2 separate regions of the Homo sapiens genome follow, and region 1 is linked to region 2. The links are chromatin contacts, found by Hi-C or POLR2A ChIA-PET in ENCODE. All regions are on one chromosome and are shown on one strand. Each heading gives the region's core, a stretch centred on a gene start or an enhancer-like site at or near the end of the contact. The rest is flanking DNA. Distances are from core to core; before and after follow the strand shown.

What was found. A loop is a pair of places that touch in the nucleus more often than their neighbours do. ChIA-PET counts read pairs that join two places held with the same protein, here RNA polymerase II (POLR2A). Pooled maps may share reads with other maps.
Region 1: a pooled map shows a loop between it and region 2 (13-fold over the local background). The contact joins two enhancer-like sites. A Hi-C loop is called at or near these places in 1 of 37 single-sample maps with no recorded cell type and 3 of 50 pooled maps. POLR2A ChIA-PET finds 5 or more read pairs at or near these places in 1 of 52 experiments (T-cell).

The regions. Positions count from the first base shown.
Region 1 is chr14:63,865,844-63,869,581 of GRCh38, reverse strand. All of the region lies in intron 1 of SYNE2 (spectrin repeat containing nuclear envelope protein 2), which reads right to left. Among named protein-coding and RNA genes, the nearest start is that of SYNE2, 15 kb to the right of the region's middle. RefSeq lists enhancers at 1,378-1,427, 1,548-1,597. Within about 2 kb of position 1,286, at least 6 of the 41 ENCODE cell types and tissues checked have a DNase peak (open chromatin) inside an H3K27ac peak, as active enhancers do.
Region 2 is chr14:61,660,843-61,664,660 of GRCh38, reverse strand. No RefSeq gene overlaps it. Among named protein-coding and RNA genes, the nearest start is that of HIF1A, 33 kb to the left of the region's middle. Within about 2 kb of position 1,985, at least 18 of the 41 ENCODE cell types and tissues checked have a DNase peak (open chromatin) inside an H3K27ac peak, as active enhancers do.

The DNA.
Region 1 (3,738 bases), core at 37-2,536, 2.2 Mb before region 2:
TCACTGCAACCTCTGCCCCCTTCCCCCACCACCTCCGTTTCAAGCGATTCTCCTGCCTCAGCCTCCCGAGTAGCTGGGATTACAGGTGCCCGCCACCACGCCCGGCTAATTTTTGTATTTTTAGTAGAGATGGGGTTTCACCATGTTGACCAGGCTGGTCTCAAACTCCTGACTTCAGGAGATCCACCTCGGCCTCCCAAAGTGCTGGGATTACAGACATGAGCCACCATGCCTGGCTGGAAATAGTATTTTTAAGATGAAAAAGTAGGGGCTCAGAAGAGACGTGATATTTAAACATCAACTTTAATTTTAAAGCACTTCTCATTTTTATCTTTTCTCTTTAAGCTCAGAAGAATGGATAAATGAGTGAGTACCAGAGGCAGCGAGCAGGCTGCTCTCTGGGACACTTTTCATCAGTTTCCACCTCAGGGTTTCACTATGAGGAGGGAATAGCTCTTTAACTGTGTGGTTCTCCTTGTTACCTGAAGAGTGTCAAGGGAGTTTCATTCTCCATTTTATTTCTCAAGTTCTAATATTCCTTTCCCTTCGGAGCTGCTTGAAGGTTAATGTCCTTTAAGATTTTTCTCTCTTGCTTCTGATGAAATGGAAACATTTGTTTTGGAGTGGGTAAAAACTTAATAAGTCTTGTTTTAGTTCAATTGGAGAGGCCAAAGGGGCAGAGAGAATGTTGCTCTTTTCCTTAATGGTGTCCCCTTTATTAGATAATGAAATGTGTAATCCTTATGCCAAGCTCATGGATGCAGATAAAAATTAAGTCTGATCAGACTTTGAATGCCTTTTAAGGAATTTTTGTTATTACAAAAACCCCAGCACACACACATACACACACACGCACACATGCACACATAGGCAAAAGCCCTTCCCCATATTACTTTCATTTTCCATTCTTGCAGTCTCTCTTCCTAGAGATAATTGCTATGGACAATTTTATGTTTATCTTATTTAAATGTTTCTGACACCTGGGACCTTGGGAATAATTAGGCAAAGTAGCTAGAATTTGACCTTTTTCCTTTTCACCTAGGTATTTGATATCAGGGTTTATTACTAAGATTTCATCAATATGGGTTCTTCCTTTTTTTTTTTTTTAAGGCAGGGTCTCACTCTGCTGTCCAGGCTCGAGTGCAGTGGCATGATCTCGGCTCACTGTACCTTCTGCCTCCTGAGCTGAAACAATCCTCTCACATCAGCTTCCTTAGCAGCTGGGACTACAGGTGTGCACCACCACGCCTGGCTAATTTTTGTGTTTTCTGTACAGATGGGGTTTTGCCATGTTACTCAGGCTTGGGTTCTTATTTTTGACTGTGGTTTTGAAAGCCCCATAAATATAAAATATAACTTACTTTAAATGCTGTTAGGTCACCTTTCAAATCACCAACATACCTAGGGTTATAATTTAAAGACCTTGTGCATCTCATTTGTTGCTAAACCAGTTCTGTTAGTTAATTTATTACACAAGTTTGCCAGTTAACTGCAACAGTGGGCAAAAAGCTTCTTTTTCTTTTTTTTCTTTTTTTAGACAGTCTTACTCTGTAGTCCATGCTAGAGTGCAGTGGCATGATTATAGCTTACTGCAGCCTCAAACTCCTGGGCTCGAGCGATCTTCCCACCTTAGTCTCCCAACACAGGTTCATGCCACCACGTCTAGCTAATTAAAGCAATTTTTTTTCAAGAGTTGGGGTCTTGCTATATTGTCCAGGTGGGTTTTGAACTCCCAGATTTAAGTGATCCTCCTGCCACAACCTCCCAAAGGGCTGGGATTATAGGCATGAACCACCTTGGCTGGCTGGCTGGCTGGCTGGCTTGCTTTCTTTCTCTCTCTTTCTTTCATTCTTTCATTCTTTTTATTCTTTTTATTCTTTTTTTGAGACAGAGTCTCGCTCTGTCATCCAGGCTGGAGTGCAGTGGTGTGACCTCGGCTTACTGCAACCTTCACCTCCTGGGTTCAAGCGATTCTCCTGCCTCAGCCTCCTCAGTAGCTGGGACTACAGGTATGTGCCACCACACCTGGCTAATTTTTGTATTTTTAGTAGAGACAAGGTTTAGCCTTGTTGGCCGGGCTGGTGTCGAATTCCTGACCTCAGGTGATCCAGCTGCCTCGGCCTCCCAAAGTGCTGGGATTACAGGCGTGAGCCACCACACCTGGCCCTTTCTCTCTCTCTCTCTTTTTTTTTTTTTTTTTAAGAGGAGGAAGGGCACAGAAGAACTGAGAATAGAAATTAACATAGGCCAATTTTAGTTTGGTAACTATATTAATCTGTTAACTACTTCATATGTTGAATGCTCATATAAATGTGCTGTGCTAAGTTTCTGTACAGAATCATGGGGTAAATGAGTAGACTGGATATATCTTGTCCATTAAGAGTTCTCTCATGGTACTGTTTAAGGACATGGGCTTTGGAGCCCAACAGACTTGTGTTCAAGCCAGTCTTGCCAGTAACTTGCTGTATGGTTTGGACAAGTTATTTAACCTCTCTGTTTCCTTAAATGAGGTAGATGGTTTCTGTGTTATAGGCTTATAACATAGGATCAAAGAGATGGTGCATGTAAAGTGTCTGGCACCAATTGAGTACTAAATAAATATTAACAATTTTTTCTTTTTTTGTTGGAGAGAGGGTCTCGCTCTATTGCCAAGGCTGAAGTGTAGTGGCACAATCTCCATCTTCTGGGCTCAAGCAATTCTCCCATCTCAGTCTCCTGAGGAGCTGGAACTACAGTTGTGTGCCACCACACCTGGCTAATTTTTAAATTTTTTGTAGAGACGGGATCTCACTATGTTGCCTAGGTTGGTCTTGAATTCCTGGGCTCGAGTGATTCTCCTGCCTTGGCCTCCAAGTGCTGGGATTTCAACATGAGCTACCACGCCCAGCCAGTGATTCTTATTGCTGTTTTATCATTATTTTCAAATACAGAACTTACAATTTTGATCATGTATGTTAGAGAATTTACCTGTTCTCACTTTTAAGCTATAACAAAGTAGGTGTCACTGATATTTCACTTTTTTTGCACTGTAGGTTGTCCAAAGGAATATAGAAATACTGAGATAAGCTTTTTAAAAAAAAGAATAGAGATGGGGTCTAGCTGTGTTGCTGAGGCTGGTCTTGAACTCCTGGGCTCAAGCGATTTTCCCACCTTTGCCTTCCAGAGTGGTGGGATTACAGGTGTGAGCAACTATGCCTGGCCAAAATAAGTGTTTTAAAACAGATGCAAATCTTAGTACCTCTCTTAGTTGGCCAGCTTTTTAAGTAAATTGAAAGAGTTCACCCAAAGAATACCACAGAGATTTTCTTTTGTTTTAGTAGTCTGACATCTCAAGTTCCTTTGGTGTTTCGAGTTTTGTTTCTACTCAGGAAAATGTTGTGGAATGCATAAGACATTTTTAAAGCAGTGTTCTAATTGTTCACCAGCGGAGAGGAAACAACTTAAGTGGTGTTTCTTGTTGGTTGAGAACATATTATATGTATTTTGGGGGCTGAGGACATATCAGGGATATTTCTACAGGGAAGGATTTGAGATAAGGAAAAAAATATTTCTTAGAAATCTCAAAACTATAGTCTGAAATTCCATGAAAAGAAAATTGAAGAATTTTGTAATCCAAGTCATTGGAGATAAAGGGTCAGAAGGAACATTTTTGTTGTTGGAAGTGTTATCTTCCAAGAAGATCCATAAATCCTTTTTTAATGAGCTAGAAGATATGCTAAAGAAAAAGGAATCTCAGAA
Region 2 (3,818 bases), core at 736-3,235:
AAAGGCCAATAGCATTTATAGAATTCAAGTGATGATACGTCATTGAAAGAAAGAAAAGGGGATTTTTCTGTGAGACAAATTGCCCAAAACCTGAGGGGGAGTTTTGTCATCAAAATACATAAGGAGTAATCTTTTAAAAACTCTGAAACAAAGAGCAAATAATTTAAAGAAATCTCGGCCAAGCAAGGTGGTTCATGCTTGTAATTCTAGCGCATTGAAAGTTTGAGGCGGGAGGACAGCTTGAAGCCAGGAGTTCAAGACCAGCCTGGGCAACATAGTAAGACTCCTCTCTAAAAAGCAAAAATAAAAAAAATTAACTGGATATAGTGGTGGGTGCCTATATTCCCAGCTACTTGGGAGGCTGAGGCACGAGGATCACTTGAGTCCAGAAGTCTGAGGTTGCAGTGAGCCATGATCGTACCACTGCACTCCAGCCTGAGTGACAGGCTGACAGAGTGGGACGCTGTCTCAGAAAAAAAAAGAAAAGAAAAAGAAAAAATAAAGAAATCTCATTCTACTTTACTTACCACACACATATGTTCATATCATGTGTTAAACATTGTCTTTTAAAAAATAGCTTAGGGCCAGATGTGTTGCCTCAGGCCTGTAATCCCAGTACTTTGGGAGGCCAAGGTGGAAGAACTGCTTGAGGTCAAGAGTTAGAGACCAGCCTGGGCAACATACTGAGACTCTGTCTCTATTTCAAAACAAGCAAACAGCTTAGAAAATCATTTTCTTTAACTCTTACCTCTGATGCTTTTAATTATGTGTTCTCTTATGGTGATTGGCTGGGGTTAAAATATTCTGTAGCATTGCTTTGCATCATAGCCCCAGAGAAAATGAAAGGGGAAGAAGGAGTTAGCTTCCCTTTTCCCCGCTGTTCTGCCTGCTTCCTGTTTCAGAAAAATTAAAATAAGGTGTGAACAGCCACTTTCTCTTGAACATATTCTTCCATATATACTGGGGTAGGGTGAGGCATGTATTTGTGGGGGCTGGAGGATGGCCTCTGTTACAAAATTTCCTATGGACATTCCTTATCTACACTAGTGGGGAACAATGAAAATTACTTGTACAATGAACATCACTTATACAGGACGCGTATTACGGTACATTCTAATTTTTAAAAATATCAACTCACATAAAGAGGAGGCCAACCCTGACTTATCTCATGGGCAAGCTGTATGGCACAAATGAAATTACTAATGTGAAAGTGTTCGGTCAACTCTAAAGGTCCTTACAAGTTTGTGGGTTTTTTTTTTTTTTCAGACAGAGTTTTGCTCTTCTTGCCCAGGCTAGAGTGCAATGGCATGATCTCGGCTCACCGCAACCTTCACCTCCTGGGTTCAAGCGATTCTCCTGCCTCATCCTCCGGAGTAGCTGGGATTACAGACGCCCGCCACCACGCCCAGCTAATTTTGCATTTTTAAGGGAGACAGGGTTTCTCCATGTTGGTCAGGCTGGTTTCGAACTCCCAACCTCAGGTGATCCGCCCACCTCAGCCTCCCAAAATACTGGAATTACAGGTGTGAGCCACCACGCCTGGCCACGTTTGAGGTCTTTTTAATGATTAGAAATTTCTTATACTCTGGCATCTGTAGAATCCATTCAAAGCCATAAATTTCTGCTTCTTTCCCACACCTGGTGGGAGAAATGGGGGAATAGGCCCACAAATCGCCTTGGCTTTTGTGGTCTCCCAGTATGCTCTTTTGCATGGACAGAAAAATGAGGGAAATGCTTTTACCTTCATCAAACCTATTGGAAATGGTTAAGTTTCCCTTCTTTTGACTAAAACAAAACTAAAAACCACAAGAAACCTACTCAAGATTGGCTCATATGAATCACATCCTGTGTGGAACCCTGTCCTGTGTCAATGACACTTAGACACAGAGCAAAGAAGGGAGAGGGTGGGTCACTGTTTCTAAATGCAACGAAGGGCACTTTCATTAAAGCACTAAGGCTGCATGCTCAACAGGTTTAGCATGACTCAGCAAGATGGGTCACTGAACACCATCCACCCAAGGGCAAATGAGCTTGTCCAATCACATGACCTACAAGATCAGGGGATAGCAAACCAGACCTATGGTTTGCTGAACAGCCTGCACAAGCCAGTCCCGTTACATACAGAACAGTCAGAGGAGAAGGTCACCGCCAGGGCAGTGGAGACCACTGCGGATCCTCTTCTCAACACTGCTCTACCATGTTACCTTGTGTCTAGTTGTGTGTCTGCCAACCACTTCTACAGAAGGTGCTGAGGCAAACCTCCTCAAAGGTTCTGATTTGGATCTTCCATTTGGAGAAGACTTTGAGTCTGTCCATATTCGTGGCTTTTTTTTCTTGCACTGGGAACTGATGCATTGCAGACACAAATGAGCCCAATGTATTTTAAGCGAGAAAAAGTTCCCACCCTCACCACCAATTACACCCTTGTCATTTTTTTCTTGTTCTAGTACCTACGTGTGATTTAGTACTTTCCGAGCATTCCATTCTTTCTGAAAGCATAAGCACTAATATGTGTAATTTGCTTGCCTTGTCATTCTGAAATCTTTTAATGCATACAGTTCAGACATCCTGTTTGTTTAATATGAGCAATGCCAACTTTATTTACTGTAATAAATGTACTTCTTTATTCTTCTGGAAAAAAAGGGAAATTAATTGAAAAAGACACATTTAAGCTATTCCAGTGTGTAATACAGAGGCTGCTGGTAAAATATAATACAATGTCAGGGAATTCCACAATCTTGTTTGCTTTTTGGTTTCATTTTCATATTTTTCTTAAATATGGCATTGCTACAGTACAAAGTAGAAGAACATATTTTAGTGTCTGATTCACAGTCTCTTTACTAACTTTGGAACTTTAAAACCTGGGCAACTCTGATAGTGAGAGGGTTCAAGAAAATTGACATATGTGGTGAAATGTACTTTTGTGGCCTAGCTTTGCGTTTCAGAGCTGTTATACAGTCAGATTTTTTTAAATGAATATCTGCAACTGTTCCAACAATTCTGGTTTATGAAAATGTTGCTGGTTTTGCATAGGAACTTCATAACCTGCATGATATTACTCATGGGTATTTGTGGGTTTTGCTTTAGATATGGAAAGGACGCCTCTTGGCAAACATATTTTTTCTTTTGCTTCTCAGAGGTTTTGTATTCAGCTCAAAAATCCCCAGTATCTGTTTCCTTAGGTTCATGGGCTCCTTTAAACTTTACATTTGTATTTCTATTTTTTTTTCCAGTCAACTTCATGGATGTTTTGGAACGTCCTTTGTGCAAATTCACTCCCCAATGTTGCAGAGAGATTTTGCTTCCTTTTACCCTCTTCCAGTTGATTTTCTTTTCTTTTTTTTTCTTTTTTTTGAGACAGAGTCTCATTGTCATCCAGGCCAGAGTGCAGTGGCACGATCTCAGCTCACTGCAACCTCCGCCTCCCGGGTTCAAGCGATTCTCCTGCCTCAGCCTCCTGAGTAACTGGGATTACAGGCATGCGCCACCACCATGCCCGGCTTATTTTTGGATTTTTAGTAGAGACGGGGTTTCACCATGTTGGCCAGGCTAGTGTCGAATGTCTGACCTCAAGTGATCCGCCTGCCTTGGCCTCTCAAAGTGCTGGGATTACAGGCATGAGCCACTGTGCCTGGTTGTTGATTTTCTTTAAACAGTCTAACAACTTTTCCTGTGACATGTTTAGGCCTCTGAGTGTAATCCCTGTGGAAGATGGTACAGTGTCTGAAATTCTACATATACATTGACTTCTGACCTCTTTGAAAATGTGATCTGTAAGAAGGCCACACAGGCTTTCAAATGCAAGATGGTTTCAGACT